2 separate regions of the Homo sapiens genome follow, and region 1 is linked to region 2. The links are chromatin contacts, found by Hi-C in ENCODE. All regions are on one chromosome and are shown on one strand. Each heading gives the region's core, a stretch centred on a gene start or an enhancer-like site at or near the end of the contact. The rest is flanking DNA. Distances are from core to core; before and after follow the strand shown.

What was found. Hi-C counts contacts between places; a loop is a spot of excess contacts on that map.
Region 1: a loop to region 2 is called in a map of vagina, with 6 times the contacts of the local background. The contact joins two enhancer-like sites. A Hi-C loop is called at or near these places in 1 of 168 maps with a recorded cell type or tissue (vagina).

Annotation. Positions count from the first base shown.
Region 1 is chr18:23,275,206-23,277,905 of GRCh38, reverse strand. It overlaps a transcript of SLC35D4 not described here. Among named protein-coding and RNA genes, the nearest start is that of CABLES1, 140 kb to the right of the region's middle. Within about 2 kb of position 1,292, at least 2 of the 41 ENCODE cell types and tissues checked have a DNase peak (open chromatin) inside an H3K27ac peak, as active enhancers do.
Region 2 is chr18:22,189,595-22,192,436 of GRCh38, reverse strand. All of the region lies in intron 6 of GATA6 (GATA binding protein 6), which reads right to left. Among named protein-coding and RNA genes, the nearest start is that of GATA6, 21 kb to the right of the region's middle. Within about 2 kb of position 1,521, at least 16 of the 41 ENCODE cell types and tissues checked have a DNase peak (open chromatin) inside an H3K27ac peak, as active enhancers do.

The DNA of each region.
Region 1 (2,700 bases), core at 43-2,542, 1.1 Mb before region 2:
CATCTTTGATCCAACTTTAGACAGACTCCTCTGAGCCCTCCTCCTCGGAGCCCCAAGGCCTTGTCCTTGGCCTGCTCAACCTAGTTTAGCAAGAATTCTGCCAGGCCAGTTTAGCAAAAATCACCCCCAGTCTTGATGCCTAACAAGTTCCTCTTGATAAATTGACTCCTTCACCCTGCCTGTTGGCTAGAAATCCCTAGTTACCTCTGTGGTATCCAGAGTTGAGTTTAATCTCTCTCTCCTATTGCAGTAGTCTTGAATAAAGTTTCCCTTGCCTGTTTAACTCTGTCTGGTGCAGTTTTTCTTTGGCAGCTTCCACCATGAGAACAAGCCCAGACTAGCCTGCTGAAGCTTGAGAGACCATGTGGAGCAGAGCTAAGTCCTCCCAGCCAAGGCCATCTGTATTAGTCTGTTTTCATGCTGCTGATAAAGACATACCCAAGACTGGGAAATTTACAAAAGAGGTTTAATTGGACTTACAGTTCCACATGGCTGGAGAAGCCTCACAATCATGGTAGAAGGCAAAGAGGAGCAAGTCCCATCTTACATAGATGGCAGCAGGCAAAGACAGAATGAGGAAGATGTAAAAGCAGAAACCTCTGATAATACCATCAGATCTCATGAGACTTATTCACTACCACAAGAACAGTATGGGTGAAACCGCCCCCATGATTCAATTATCTCCCACTGGGTCCCTCCCCCAACATGTGGGAATTATGCCAGTACAATTCAAGATGAGATTTGGGTGGGGACACAGCCAAACTGTATTACCATCCTAGACCAGCCAGCCTTCAGCTGACTGCAGACACACAAGTGAGCCTGGGTGAGACCAGCTGAGCTGCCCAGCAAAATCTAGACTCATGAGAAAAAAGAAATGGCTATTAGTTTAAACCAGTAAGATTTGAGGTGGTTCGATTTGCAGCATTATCATGGCACTAGATGACAGGTAGAGAGGAGAAGAAAAGGTAAGAGGAGCAGAGCAGGACTTTTTGAAGATCTCCTTGCCCTGAGCTCCATGAGTCCTGCAGAGTGCATGTCGTGTGGCTCCTGTAGCATGAGTGAGGGACAGCCCTGTCTCTTTGGCTACCACTCCTGGCAAGGGGAGGCAGGGGAATGGGATTGCAGCTGGCTCTGCGGGTCCCTCCCTCAGTAACCAGGCAGCAAGGAGAGGCAGGGAGGATAGGCGGGCAGGGACTGGCTAGCGCCGGGGTTGACTTGGCGGTATGTGCCAGCTGGAAAATAATTAAGTCCTAGATTCCAAATAACTTCAAGTGCATATGGGTGGGACTGAGCTATGAATAGCAGGCCTGAAGAACTATGAAATACCAGCACCACAACACTGGTGGCAGCAGTCTCTGCTTGAATGTCCTCCTCCCCAGGCTGGGGCCCCACTCTGCCTTGGGCCTATTGTTCTCCCACACAGCCTCTCTAGGTCCCTCAGTCCTTTCTTCCTTTTTCTAAAAAAAAAAAAAACAAAATTCTGGTAAAATACACATAACATAAAATGTGCCCTTTTCTGGCTGGGCGCGGTGGCTCAAGCCTGTAATCCCAGCACTTTGGGAGGCCAAGGCGGGTGGATCACGAGGTCAGAAGATCGAGACCATCCTGGCTAACACGGTGAAACCCCATCTGTACTAAAAGTACAAAAAAATTAGCCGGACGTTTTGGTGGGTGCCTGTAGTCCCAGCTACTCGGGAGGCTGAGGCAGGAGAATGGCGTGAACCCGGGAGGCGGAGCTTGCAGTGAGCCGAGATTGCGCCACTGCACTCCAGGCTGGGCGACAGAGTGAGACTCCATCTCAGAAAAAAAAAAGGTGCCCTTTTCCCCATTTTTAAGTGCACAGTTCAGTGGTATGAAATATGTTCACAGTGTTGTGCAGCCATCACCACCATCCATTTCTGGAATCTTTTCATCATCCGTAACAGAAACCCCAGCCCACTGAACACTAACTCCCCGTTCCTTCCTTCGCTGTCCCTGGTCACCACCATTCTACCACCTGTGTGTATGAATTTGCCTATTCCAGAAACCTCACATCAGTGGAGTCACACGACATCTGTTCTTGGGTCTCTCAGCCCTTTATTCTTACCTAGCATTGTTTTTAGACATCTGAAAAGCAGCCCACCAGGGATGGGAGAGCTACACCTTCTAGAACACCCCATCCCACTTCCTTTGACCCCCTATAAGAGTTGGGCTACATGACCTTGGCTTTGGGGTACAGGTGTCCTTCCACGTCAAGTCCCCAAACAAAGCACAGCACAGCACAGCACAGCACAGCACAGCACAGCACAGCACAGCACAGCACAGCACAGCACTCTTTCTGACCCAGCTCCTGAAGAGGCTGTGAGGACCTGTCCCGCTCCATTTACCTGCTCTGCCTCTGTAGTTCAGCTTGTTCTCGCGAAGCCCCTTCAGCCTCCGGTCAGGTGATGGGGAAGCTGGTGGGGTGAATGATCACCTCGGGTTTGTCTCACCAACCCCCGGAGGGCACGGTTCATGGTCCTTGAGTAGCCTCTAGGTGCCCGCCCAGTTTCAGGTCCAAGGCTGCACCTAGAATTATTGCTTCAATAGCTGAGGCTCTGGCTTGAGGTAAGCTGGAATCAGAGCAGTCCTCTGGGGCCAGAAAAATCTGGAGGCGCCCAAGGTCTGTTGGCAGCCTGGCCGTGTGAGTGCATGAGTTCAGGGAGACAGTGAGGAGAAGGC
Region 2 (2,842 bases), core at 272-2,771:
TAAATTTCCCCATTAAGAAAGTGAGGATCTTATTCTAATATCTTGGGATGAAAAAAAATGCCACGCAAATAAAGCTGATTACTATTAACTTCCAAGACCCGTATTTAAGTAGTGCTATTCTTCTTAAACTTCAAAGAGGTCTCCAGGCATCTCCCACTCACTCTACACAATACTCCTAAGGACCAGATGGTAGGAATTACTTTTCCCCTTTAGTAGAAGGAGGAAAACAGAGGCTTTACAGAACCTTGGCAGCTTGCTATACTCACACAGACAGAGCTGGAGCTAGCGCCTGGCTGCTGGAATCTGTTTCCTCCCAGCTGCTAATCCGTGAACCCCCAGAATAAACTTTTGACCATATTCAGGCTTCACCACGAATCAAGCAACTAAATTTAATGAGAGCTTTAAATGTAAAATACTTGTGTTTAATAAAATAAAAATATGGTTCTGCAGCATGTGGCCCAGCTCTGGTGAAACCGTGCCAGGCCAACAACCAAAACAGGCAGCACACCATCAAGTCGGATCATGATTTAAGCATCGTCAGATGTTGACTTGGAACCGTTTACTCGTAAGACCCCAACAGGACATTAGAATCAATGCCTAGTTATGTATTTGTCCAAATCATTCTTAAAATATGAGGTCAATAAAATAATGTCTTTGTGCTCAGTCTCACAAATTCTGAGTACTGGGCCTTTAAAAAAGCCTGATGTGATGGGTAGCTGAGTGGTGAATTGTCACATTGCCAACACCTGTCTATGGAGATGCTTTTTTAAATTATTAAAATTTCAGAGAAAATTAACAGGTAGGTCTAAACATGAACAGAACTAACAGATTGTACTTAATTCATATCCACTGGATCTTCATACTGCTAGTAACTCTTCTGGCAGACACCCATGAAATGCATAATAAATTACTTTTGTTCCAGTAAAGGAATTCGTTTTCTTCGAAGATTCATTTAGCAATAACCTTTCAGAGCAATCTAAGCCAGATTTCTTAAATTTGGCCATGTTTTCCCGTAACATTATTTCATGTTTTCTGACAATTTTGTATATTCTTATAGAGGCGTTGGGGGGGCGGGTGGGAGAAAACTGCAAAGAATCTGTAATTTGCAAAGAAGAGCTGTATTCTGGGATGAGGCTATAAGAAATGGTGAATAACTTCTGCCCACACTTATTCTTTATCCAGTATTCTGGCTATCAGATAGTGATAATGAGTCACTTATTAAATAAACCACAATTCTGTGATAAATTATGTGGACATATGTTACAAACTATTTAAAGCTTTACTGTTTCCTAATGTACAAAGCCATTGGATATTGATGTAGCACACAATGCATTTTTAAACTACTTCTTACCATCCTCCCTGTCACACACACACACACACACACACACACACACACACACACACGAGATTTAAAAAAAAAAAAAAAGGAAGTCTAGAAAAAGCCTTGAGATCAGAATGAAAGTATGCAAATCCGCATGCTTGAACATTCCCTGCCGGGGTGACGTGTGACTTTCACGCAAAGGCCAATGTGGTCAGACAAGAACGTGAGTTATTAGAAGGGGCTGTGAACATAGAAAGAAAGGGAGCCTGGCACATAGGGAGCATGAAGATAAAATGCCAACAAAATATTTATGTTCATGGCTTGTAGCATGTGGCAAGTGGGATATTAATAACTGTGATGATTGGTCAACTCCCTGGGAGTGGTAACAGCCCTGGACTGGGAGGCAGGAGACGTCGGTTCCAGTCCCGGCTTCAATACTGGCTTGTTTTGTGACCTTAAGGAGTCACTCCGGATCTTGGTTTATAAATGAGGCAATAATAATACCTAACCACATAACTCTCTCACAGACCCTTTGGGAGATTAATGATTTTTTAACCCCTTTGCTACTCATTTAGAAAAGAGTGTTTTGGACGATAGACTGAAAAAAAAAACAGGCACTTCACTATTAAGAAATGCTTTTTCAGTAATTTCTTCATAAACATTCATTGAAGACAATTTTAACATTCTGAAAAGTTCCAAAACAGCATTTGTTTGTGTATGGATTTAAATCGCAGCATTAGAAGGATTTCAGTATGGCAATCTTGTGTTTCTCTTAAAAGAACCTTGTTATAACCACATTAGGTATGTCAACAAAAGTAATTTTTACTACTTTTTTTTTAACTTAATGTTACCCAACTGCCATATTCTTAGTACCATTACACATTTGATTTCTAAGTATAACATTGATAAGAAAATTTGCATTAACTGTCTTAAATACATTCTTGGTCAAGAGCAAATAACTTCTCACAGTTTTCCCACCTGTTTCAGTGGGAGGATATGTGATGCTAAAATTATTAATCAAACTAGTCCAATTTCTTTAAGAAAACATTCTTTCTTCTCTCTGAAGATTTCAAAGAAATGAACTAATATCGCATATTAATCTAACACGCTGTAGTGGCAACAACACTGACCGCATCAGCCAGACCTGCGGCCAACGTGAAACCACGCGTCTCAATTTGACACGTGACCTTGGAACTGTTCTTTACCTTCTGCATCTCACTTAGAAGGAGGAGTAAAAAATAAAATGTATCTAAAACACCTGGCACATAAAAGGTACCTGATAGAAACTAATTTCCTGCCTCCCTATGTTCACTATCTTATAAGTGAGTGAGTATTAGGAAAGGGAAAAACTTCCTCAAAGCAAGATCACTATGAGAAAATCGAAGACCAATCCACCACTGTTTGGCTCTCGAGTCCTCTAGAAGCTCTGTGGCATATTCAAGTTAAAAATGAAGCACTAATTTTCTGCTCCAGCCCCAGCAGGCTCTTGCATCAGAGCTCGCCTTCATACTTTCCTCTGAG